Linked DNA regions of Homo sapiens: region 2 is linked to region 1. A link is a loop called in an ENCODE intact Hi-C map of the cell type or tissue named here. Cell type or tissue: mammary epithelial cell. All regions are shown on one strand. Links, peaks and the distances in the headings refer to the core of each region. The heading gives the core; the rest is flanking DNA. Region 1 holds the start of GLOD5 (glyoxalase domain containing 5). Region 2 overlaps OTUD5 (OTU deubiquitinase 5).

Region 1 (5,373 bases), core at 101-5,100:
TGGGGTTTTGCCATGTTAGCCAGGCTGGTCTTGAATTCCTGACCTCAAGTGATCCAACCACCTTGGCCTCCCAAAACGCTGGGATTACAGGCGTGAGACACCATGCCCAGCCAACACCATCAGCCCTTTGGTTCTCAGAACAACACCACTGGCTCTCCTGGGTCTCCAGCTTGCTGATGGCATATTGTGGAACTTCTCAGCTTCCAAAATCACAGGAGCCAATCCTTGTAATATATTACATATTGGTTCTGTTTCTCCTACTGGTTCTGTTTCTCTGGAGAACTCTAATACACCCAGCAATTCCACTTCTAATTCTAGTACTCAGACATGTGCACAGAGCTGTGGGAACAAGGCTGGTAGGAACAAACAACCAGGAAAATCTTGTAAATGTTCACTGATACCCAAGGACTATTGCAGAGTGAAACGAATAATGAGGGTTCATGTTACAGCACAGAGTGCCCACTGGACGTGACACAGAATGGATGGGACTTGTGTGTACCTGCAAGGGTGGGGGTTATCTTCTACAGGATGTGCTATAGGCAGGGAAAAGCAAGGGGGAGTCAGTTACAGTGACCTAGTGCATGTGTGTAGTGTGCGCACACACACACTATGGAAACACAGGGAACTGTATCTGGAAGGAAACACCAGAATCTGACCCCAGTGGTCATTCTGGGGGAATGGGGATAGAGATGATTGCTAGAGTCCATGTACTGATGTGTTGTTCAAATCTTTTTTTTTTTTTTTTTTTTCGAGAGAAAGAGTCTCCTTCTGTCATCCAGGCTGGAGTACAGTGGCACGATCTCAGCCCACTGCAACCTCTGCCACCAATTCAAGTGATTCTTGTGCCTCAGCCTCCCGAGTAGCTGGGATTACAGCTGCGTGCCACCATGCCCGGCTAATTTTTGTATTTTTAGTAGAGATGGGGGTTTCACCATATTGGCCAGGCTGGTCTTGAACTCCTGATCTCAATTGATCCACCCGCCTTAGCCTCCCAAAGTGCTGGAATTACAGGTGTGAGCCACCACCCTCAGCCTGTTTTTCAAATCTTTTATACAAACCTGTATTCACATATTATTTGTGTAACTCTTTTTAAAGGAAAATCATATGCTTAAAAACAATATCTGGCCGGGCACGGTGGCTCACGCCTGTAATCCCAACACTTCAGGAGGCCAAAGCAGGCCAATTGTAGGCAACATAGCAAGACCTCATCCCTACTAAAAATACAAAAATTAGCCAGGCGTGGTGACACACACCTGTAGTCCCAGCTACCCAGGAGGCTGAGGCAGGAGGATCCCTTGAGCCCAGGAGTTTGAGGCTGCACTGAGCCATCATGGCGCCAGTGGGCTCCAGCATGGGTGACAAAGTGAGACACTGTCTCAAAAAAAAACAAAAACAAAACAATATCCACAACACAAAGTGTTTGTGTTGGGGGTAACTAGAAACAAAAATCTCAAACTCACATGCTCCAGGGGCCAGACAAGTAACCTGTAAGGGAGATGGGGGAGTTCTGCTCAGGGTAAAGTGAACAGCAACTGGGCTGATGAATGTTCTCTGACTCTCAGCAGCGGAAGGTGAGGGTGAGTGAAGGGTGAGTGGGGAGGAGGAGGAAGACTGCAAATCTCATCCCCCAAAACTCATCCCCCAAAATAATTCAGGAACATCACACCCTGGGGCTCAGAACTTTTTTTTTTTTAAACAGAGTCTCACTCTGTCACCCAGGCTGGAGTGCAATGGCGCGATCTCGGCTCACTGCAACCTCCGCCTCCCGGGTTCAAACTATTCTCCTGCCTCAGGCTCCTGAATAGCTGGGACTACAGGTGCACACCACCATGCCTGGGTAATTTTTGTATTTTTAGTAGAGATGGAGCTTTACCATGTTGGCCAGGCTGGTCTCGAACTCCCAGCCTCAAGTAATCCGTCCACCTTGGCCTCCCAAAGTGCTGGGATTACAGGCGTGAGCCACCGTGCTTGACCAAGGGGCTCAGAACTCTTAAGAGTTCAGGGATCTTGGCTTGGAAACAGACACCTAATGGGTCAGAGCAGTCATACTCTAACTCAGATAGCTCACAACTTCATACCCCTGACACACACTCTCAAACAGCTCACAGATCTCACACTTTGGAGACATACCCCTAAGTAGACCAGAGGCATCACACGCTAGAATAAAGATCCCCTTAATACTTGGTGGTTTTTCAGTATTATTATTATTGAGATGGAGTCTTGCTCTGTCACCCAGGCTGAAATGCAATGGCGCCATCTCGGCTCACTGCAACCTCCGCCTCCCGGATTCACGCGATTCTCCTGCCTCAGCCTCCCAAGTAGCTGGGATTACAGGCGCCCGCCACCATGCCTGGCTAATGTTTTGTATTTTTAGTAAAGATAGGGTTTTGCCATGTTGTCCAGGCTGGTCTCGAAATCCTGATCTCAGGTGATCCACGTGCCTTGTCCTCCCAAAGTGCTGGGATTACAGGCATGAACCACCGCACCCAGCCTTCAGTGTTAACAAGAAGTAATCCCTTACACACATCCACTTTAAGCTTTCAATTTTGAGGCCCTGAATTTAATGTTAAAGTCCTTCCATTTGCACTACCTACCTGTGTCACCTCCCACAGTCCTCAGCCTGTGCCCTCCCATTCCTGCCCCTTGATCTCCAGGCGCTGAGCCAGAGGATTGTCGGGAGGACCCTGGGCAAAGACGCCTACCCTGCCATGCTGCGCCATCTGCCCTCCAGGCTGCCAGTCAAGATGTGGGGCAGGACTTTGGAGAAACAGGTGAACAAGATGGCCCCTGGGGATCTGGGGCAAGGGTGTTGGCACTGAAACTGGTCTAGTAACCTGTTTCCCTTCTCTGCGGGCTCCCATTTCCTGTCCTCCTCTCTCCCTTTCTCTTTCAGAGACAAGCAGAGGGCAGCAGAGGCCCATGGAAAGGCCCGGCTCTAAGCCATGGAGGGCCCTGTGCTCAGGTGTGCAGGGCTGGGCCGGGGCTGAGGGCTGGCTCCTCCCCCAGTTTAGCCAGGGACAGGTGGAGAGATACAAAGGTGGCTCACGCAGGGTGCCCCCAAAGCTGTCATGATTAAGGCCATGTGGAGAGAGGCTAGGAAACACAGCGCTGACCTTGAGCTTTAGGAGAGGAATTCAGAGGCCCCTGGCAACCTGAAGGGGACCTTGAAGAGGACCCTGTAGGAAGACAGAACACTTCCCTGTAGAGGAGGCCAAAGGAGGAAGGACATGGTGTTCCGGGCACTCTGACTATAGGGATTTTATATGCTGTGGTGAGAAATAAAATGGATTATATTTTTGTAGAGTGTGTAAAACGGGGCTTGGCACACAGTAAGCCTTGTGTGATTACTATGTCTTTTTTTTTTTTTTTTTTTGAGACCGAGGTTTGCTCTTGTCGCCCAGGGTGGAGTGCAGTGGTGCAATCTCAGGTCACTGCAACCTCTGCCTCCCAGGTTCAAGCGATTCTCCTGCCTCAGCCTCCCGAGTAGGGGATTACAGGTGCACGTCACCATGCCCAGCTAATTTTTGTATTTTTAATAGAGACAGGATTTCACCATGTAGGCCAGGCTGGTCTCAAACTCCTGACCTCATGTAATCCACCCACCTTGGCCTCCCAAAGTGCTAGGATTACAGACGTGAGCCACTGCACCCAGTCCTTTGTGTGATGACTATGTCTTGATCATCATTTTATAAAGCAGGCTTTGTAACTTCACCTCCAAGAGTCTGCAGGATCCAGACCCTGCCTTGCCCTCCCACTTATCTCTCACTCACTCTTGGGTTCTGAGCTACGCTGGCCTTCCTGTTATTGAAGACAGCCATCCCTGCTCGTCCTTGAATTTGCAAGGATGGAGCTCCGAGTCTGCAAAGCAGGATCTGGGGAGTGAATCTAAGCTGGCAGGGAAGAATAGAATAATGGGAGGAATAGGTGGAGTTTATTTCTAACAGACTATCAAAATGATGCAGATGTGGCCAAAGCAGTGCTTAGAGGAAATCTATAGTTCTAAATGCACAGATCAGAAAAGTAGAAAAGTTGAAAATCAATGACCTGAGCTTCCCTATCAAGAAACTGGGAAAAGAATGGCAAGTGGAACCTAAGAAAGTAGAAGGAAGGAAATTATAACAGCAGAAACTGGTGAAATAGAAAGCAAAGATACAATAAAGCCAACAATGTTAAAAGTTGATTCTTTGAACAGATTAATAAAATACTAGCAATGTCTATTTTCTCTCGAGAAATTAAGAAAATATATGGATTGCCAATATCAGGAATATAAACAGGGTATTGTGACAGATTCTACAGATGTTAGAAGGTTAATAAGGGCTGGGTGCAGTGGCTCATGCCTGTAACCCCAACACTCTGGGAGGCTGAGGAGGGAGGATTGCTTGAGCCCAGGAATTCAAGACCAGCCTGGGAAACATAGTGAGCCCTCACCTCTACAAAAAAAAAGAAAAAAGAAAACAAAAAATAGTTGGGCATGGTGGCACACACCTGTAATCCCAGCTACTAGGGAGGCTGAAGTAGGAGGATTGCTTGAGTCCAGGAGGTTGAGGCTGCAGTGAGCTGTGATCATGCCACCATGCTCCAGGCTGGGCAACAAAGCAAGACCCTGTCTCAAAAAGGGAATTAAAAAAGAAAGTTAATAAAATTTATTTCAACATATGACTTTATTTTCAATGGAGCCAAAATGTCGGTCATTTTCTCTTTCTGCAGTTCCTATGTCCATGTGGATCTTTTGTATCCACCGGGAGAGCAAAACTCAGCAACTTTGCTAATGCCTCCTCCACTCAGGAAAATAGAATGGTACAGGATTTTTTTTAGCTGGAGCTCAGTGAAATCAATTGTTTAAAATGGGCTGGTTTCAATGGAACTAAACGCAGTGGAATAGAAAATAATAAAATAGCAAAGGGTAGAACAGAATAGAATGGAATCCAATGGAATCGAATCGAACAGAATAGAAACTAGTCAGACTTTGTGCCAAGCACTGTCCCTAGTTGTTGCAGTAGATATTTATTTATTGAACAAATATGATTGAACTAGTTGTTTGGGAAAGAGTGGGGAACAAAACAGACAGAAGTCCCTGCTCTTATGAAGCTTACATTCTAGTCAGGGAGACAGGCATTACCATCTGCAAAGGCCCATAAATGAAAGGTACAAGGGTGGTCCTTATGAGGAACAGGCTAAAGGACAGTGTAGATTGGAGTTCAAGAGCAATGGATGAGGCTGTAGAGATAGGGTGTCATTGTAACTGGAGTCTAGATTTTAACAAGATGACCACACATCATCATCATCATCAATCGTTTTATAGCACTTGATATGTATTAGGCATTGTTCTATGCCCTTAAAAACAGTACTTTTTTAAAACTCTCACAATAATCC
Region 2 (5,373 bases), core at 123-5,122, 180 kb after region 1:
CAGGCACTAAAGGGATTTACCAAAGCAACTTCATTAAATCGTTACAGCATTAGGGTCTTTTAGCCCCATTTTACAGATGAGGAAACAGCCTCAGGAAAGAAGAGCTGCTTGCCTAAGGTCATACCAAGAATCAGTTGTGCAGCCAGGGATGGAGCCTAAAACACCCCAGCCCACCAGTAGACATGGGGGGTACCCACAGACGGAGAGAATAGCAGACCAAGAAGGAACTCAAAGAGGCATTGAGAATCAACACCATTTCACAGACGGGAAGACCAAGGCCAAGTGTCACAGCAGTTATGAGTCAGGGCCAGAACTAGAAGGTAGGTCTTCTGACTCCCAGCTCAAAGCTCCTATCAGAGGGCACTTTTCCTTGGTAGATATCAGAGAACCACAGGGAGGATCAGGTCACATTCCCAGCTTCCCCTTCACCCTAGCACAGGACCTCACAACTACTTGTTGGGTCACAGATTCAGAGCCAAAATGGCCTCAAAGATCTAACTCAGACTGGATAACAGATGGTATTAAGGCATTATTAATTCTGTTAGGTGCAGTAATGGCATTTTGATTATGTTAAAAAGAAGAGAGTAAGTCTGTATCTGTCAGAGAAACATACAGAAATATTTATGAATGAAATGATCCAATGTCGGGGTTTTGCTTTAAAAATACTCTTCTTTCAGGGGAGTGAGAAAGAGTGGGCGGGATAGTGATGAAACAAGGCTGGCCACGTATTGACTATTTTGAAGCTGGATGATGGGTACATGAGGGTTCATCATTCTCTCTACTTTTATATAAGTTGAAAAAAAATTCTATGATATAAGAAATTTGTAAAGATCTAGTCTGATAGCCCCCATACACACAGATTGAGGAACAGAGACCCGCAACACACCAGAGATGGGATCTGGGTATAAACCTAGGGGTCATACAGCCCAGGGTGGCAGCAGTATGCTATGGTTAAGAGCATGGGCCTCAGACTAATCTAACCCAGACACTGAATCCCAACTCTACCACTTATTATTTCACTCCAGACAAGTCACCCACCATCTCTGAGCCACTTTTCTCATCTGACAAATGGAAGCAACAGTAGTCCCTACACTCACCTAGCTTAGAGGGGAATCAAAGAGGTTTCCTGTAGCACCTGACAATGTGTCCCAAAGGATATTATTTTCTTTATCATTCTTCTTGCTGTTATTATGCATATTAATCTTGCACCACTACAATGTCTCAAGACCCACGGCTAGAGGTCAGATACCAACTTGAGGCTGGAGCCTAGAGTCCCTAAAAGATTAGCTAGCTCTGCCTCAACCCTGTCTCAGGGGCTATTCCTGATAACTGGGACACAGCTTAGGGGCAGCCCTAGGCCCTTAAGGACTAAGGCAGAGACTCACCTACAGCCCGGAAGAGACAGGCGCCATCCTCCTTCATCTGCTTGATGATGAAGCCCTTCTTGTCTCGTAGGGCCTTTTCAAACCAATGCTCCTGCTGGAGGGAAGAGGTGGGGGTCAGCAACAGGGAAAACCTGTACTCCCTCCCCAGGGCCCCGACCTCAAGCTCCCGAGAGGCCTAGATCATTGACAGAGAGGACGCTGGCCAAGGTAAAGTTCTCAGCCCTGTTTGACCACTCCATGCATGTGAAGTAGGAGACTCTTTTAGGGAATTAGTTGCTGAGTGAAACTAAGACTTACTTCCAAAAGGGTCCTAGGTGCCCTGAGAACAGTGGCCCCATATGCCTTATGGCTTCTGTTGACCTTGCAGGGCCTGGCCCAGGGAGCCACACTGCCTCAGGCAGCCAGAGACTCAGACCCAGCAAGTGCCTGGGTGGAGAATGTGGCTCTACCTCAAGGAGTTTCATCTAGGAAAGGTGGTGAAGAGGGGGTAACTAGCAAGAGCCTAGATCCTGAACCTGACAAAGGGCTAGAGGATTCCAAGATATGCTGTAGGCCGGGCATGGTGGCTCACACCTGTAATCCCAGCACTTTGGGAGGCCAAGGTGGGTGGATCACCTGAGGTCGGGAGTTCGAGACCAGCCTGACCAACATGGAGAAACCCCGTCTCTAATAAAAATACAAAAGTAGTCAGGCGTGGTGGTGCATGCCTGTAATCCCAGCTACATGGGAGGCTTAGGCAGGAGAATCGTTCGAACCCAGGAGGTAAGAGGTTGCGGTGAGCTAAGATCACCCCATTGCGTTCCAGCCTGGGCAACAAGAGCGAAACTCTGTCTCAAAAAAAAAAAAAAGAGATATACTCTAGAAGGCAAAAGTGTGCAAACAATGTTCTCATCTGTGACTGAACACATTTAACAGATATCTACACATATATACATATGTATGTATACAAACACACGTACACAAAATTGGGAAGGCTAGACAGCAAAATATCCCTAAGTCCTGGTGTTATCAGCGATTTTATTGCACTTTCCCTTTTATAAAGTTACACTAAACCCAAAAAGCTTTGAAAATCAAGTCTTTTTTTTTTTTTTTTTTTTTTGAGATGCAGTCTCACTCTTTTGCCCAGGCCGGAGTGCAGTGGCACTATCTCGGCTCACTGCAAGCTCTGCCTCCCGGGTTCATGCCATTCTCCTGCCTCAGCCTCCCGACTAGCTGGGACTACAGGCGCCTGCCACCATGCCTGGCTAATTTTTTGTATTTTTAGTAGAGACGGGGTTTCACCATGTTAGCCAGGATGGTCTCGATCTCCTGATCTCGTGATCCACCCACCTCGGCCTCCCAAAGTGCTGGGATTACAGACATGAGCCACTGTGCCCGGCCCAAAAGTCTTTATCTAATTCATTTGGCATCATAACCTGACCAGAACTGACAAGAATCTATTTATCCCACTTGGGGTAAATATTCAAATATTTCAATGCAGAAAACATTCAGGTGTTTGATTATGAGGTGCTGCCTCAGACCCTGCTGGAGGTGTTATGTAACACAAAGTATACACACCAGGTAAGTTTTATAAATTGTTTTTTTCCTAAATTCCAAAGCACACCTGGCACCACGAAGGTTCAACTTAAATGAACCTGTACAAATGCCTATTTTTTAATTAAAAAAATAATGACCATATAACCTCTTAAAACATAATTTTCATTTCAAAACAAAACCAACCAGAAGCAGCAGACCTTTCCTGGGCCCCTCACGCCCTCTGCTGGCTACCAGAAGCAGCCAGCCTGACCTAGCAACAAGGCTGCAAACTACAGGATCCCAAGCCTGCTCCTTGTGGACACAGGCCTGCCCAGGGATTTATAGGATCTGGGGTATTAGAGACCAGACATAGGGGCCCACCTATCCGTAAGGCCATTTTTCCCCAGCTCAAGCAAGGGGTGGAACCCATCCCCTAAGAAAGCCAGAGGAGAAGCATCTCTGGCAAAGTTGTAAGCACAAGGTTTGGAACGCAAGAGCTCTGGGTTCCAACCCCAGCTTTGCCACACACTTGCTGTCTGTTATCACTCTCAGTTTCCTATAGAATGGGGGATATGTTGATCTACCGGACAGAGCTGTGAGGAGTTTCAGGACCTAAAGAAGCTTTGTAAATAACGTACCATATACTAGGGGAAGTTGTCGCCAATCACAGAAGGGGAGGAGATCAGCACAGAGATTATGCACAACTGAGAGACCCTCAGAAAGTCCCAGGTGAGTAGCGGGACAGGAGGGGAGGAAGAGGTGACAAGGGAATACCCAGCCAGTCCCATCATCAGGGCCCACACCCCAGGAAAATGTGGCTGGATTTCTAGAGATGACAAAGACACCTGGAAGCCCTTAATGAGCTTCCATGCGCAGCACAAGGACTCCTGTTTGTGCACAACATTCCAGTGGTCCAGGTGTCCCTCCTTGCCCCCAAGCCTGTGGATTAACACACTCCAGCCAGTTATGCCCAAGTCCATCCTGGCCACACATGGTCAGCCATCTCCCAGAGTCATGGGCCTGCCCCAGCCAGGGGTCTCCAGCAGGGATGGTGCAACCACAACTATAGTCCCAAACCTGACACAAGAATAGGTTCTTAAAAAGAAGGGAACACAGCGACTTCCTGGCTTTGGAGAGAGGGGAAAAAGAGAGGAGAAAAGGAGATCAAACAGGAGAGGGGCTCCTACTTATCCATTCAAGAAAGACTTACCAGGTAGCTACTAAGTAAGATACTGGGCTGGGCAGTGAGGACAGTGAAATGAATCAGACTTAGTCTCCACTCTTGATAAGCTCACAAACTACTTAGCAGAGGGGTAGGGAAACAGGTAACCACCACAAGGTATGAACAAGGCTGTGAAAAATGTAAATGCCAGGTGTTGTGAAACAGAAAGAGGCTGGGCGAAGTGGCTCTCGCCTGTAATCCCAGCACTTTGGGAGGCCGAGGCAGGTGGATCACTTGAGATCAAGAGTTCAAGACCAGCCTGGCCAACATGGTAAAACCTTGTTTCTACTAAAAAATACAAAAAAAAATTAACTGGGCATGGTGGTGCATGCCTGTAATCCCAGCTAAATCAGGAGGCTGAGGGAGAAGAATCGCTTGAACCTGGGAGACAGAAGTTGCAGTGAGCCGGGATCATACCACTGTATTCTAGCCTAGGCGACAGAGTGAGACTCTGTCTCAAAAAAAAGAAGAAAAGAAAAGAAACACAGTCATTGGGCCAGGCACGGTGGTTCACACCTGTAATCCCAGAACTTTGGGAGGCTGAGGTGGGCGGATCACCTGAGGTCGGGAGTTTGAGACCAGCCTGACCAACATGGAGAAACCCCGTCTCTACTGAAAAATACAAAATTAGCCAGGTGTGGTGGTGCATGCCTGTAATCCCAGCTACTCGGGAGGCTGAGGCAGGAGAATCGCTTGAACCCGGGAGGCGGAGGTTGTGGTGAGCCAAGATCGCACCATTGCACTCCAGCCTGGGCAATAAGAGCAAAACTCTGTCTCAAGGAAAAAAAAAAAAAAGAAAAAAAGAAACACAGTCATTAAGGCTAGCACCTGAGAGGAGGTGCCACCTGACCAAAGGATTAAAACACCAAGACCTCCAAAAATGCTTGTTAACTGGATGAGAAATGAAGTCACTTCTGCCACGAAGTACCAGGAATGCCTGGAGCCCAGCAATGAATTCAGTAGAGCTAAAGTTCTGGGTAGTACTAGGCAGGTAAGCAGGGAGGACCAGGAAGAAAGATGAACTCATATTAACTGAATACCTGCCCCATGCCAGATGCAAAGGGTGACCTCGTTTAATTTTCCTGACCACAGCCCAGGTGGCAGGAAACATTACCCTCACTTTACAAAGGCAGAAAGGAGGCCAGACACGGTGGCTCACGCCTGTAATCCCAGCACTTTGGGAGGCCAAGGCGGAAGGATCATCTGAGGTTAGGAGTTTAAGACCAGCCTGGCCGACATGGCGAAGCCTTG

Evidence for each region. Hi-C counts contacts between places; a loop is a spot of excess contacts. Peaks named below come from ENCODE experiments on the same cell type or tissue, not always from the same donor. Only the 100,000 strongest peaks of a DNase experiment are listed, where the experiment ranks them.
Region 2: it touches region 1 in a loop (8-fold over the local background); 4 of 110 quality-filtered maps call a loop at or near these places.

What each region holds. Positions count from the first base shown.
Region 1 is chrX:48,759,083-48,764,455 of GRCh38, forward strand. It overlaps GLOD5 (glyoxalase domain containing 5), which reads left to right and starts at 2,665. Exons shown (of 4, transcript NM_001080489.3): 1 at 2,665-2,771. The coding sequence starts at 2,709. RefSeq lists a cis regulatory region at 2,417-3,159. In mammary epithelial cell, for the core only: a CTCF peak has its summit at 2,898; a DNase peak (open chromatin) is centred at 2,909.
Region 2 is chrX:48,942,805-48,948,177 of GRCh38, forward strand. OTUD5 (OTU deubiquitinase 5) reads right to left here. Exons shown (of 9, transcript NM_001136157.2): 2 at 1,386-1,479. Among named protein-coding and RNA genes, the nearest start is that of OTUD5, 12 kb to the right of the region's middle. In mammary epithelial cell, for the core only: a CTCF peak has its summit at 3,149 (motif pointing left); no DNase peak of the experiment used is centred there.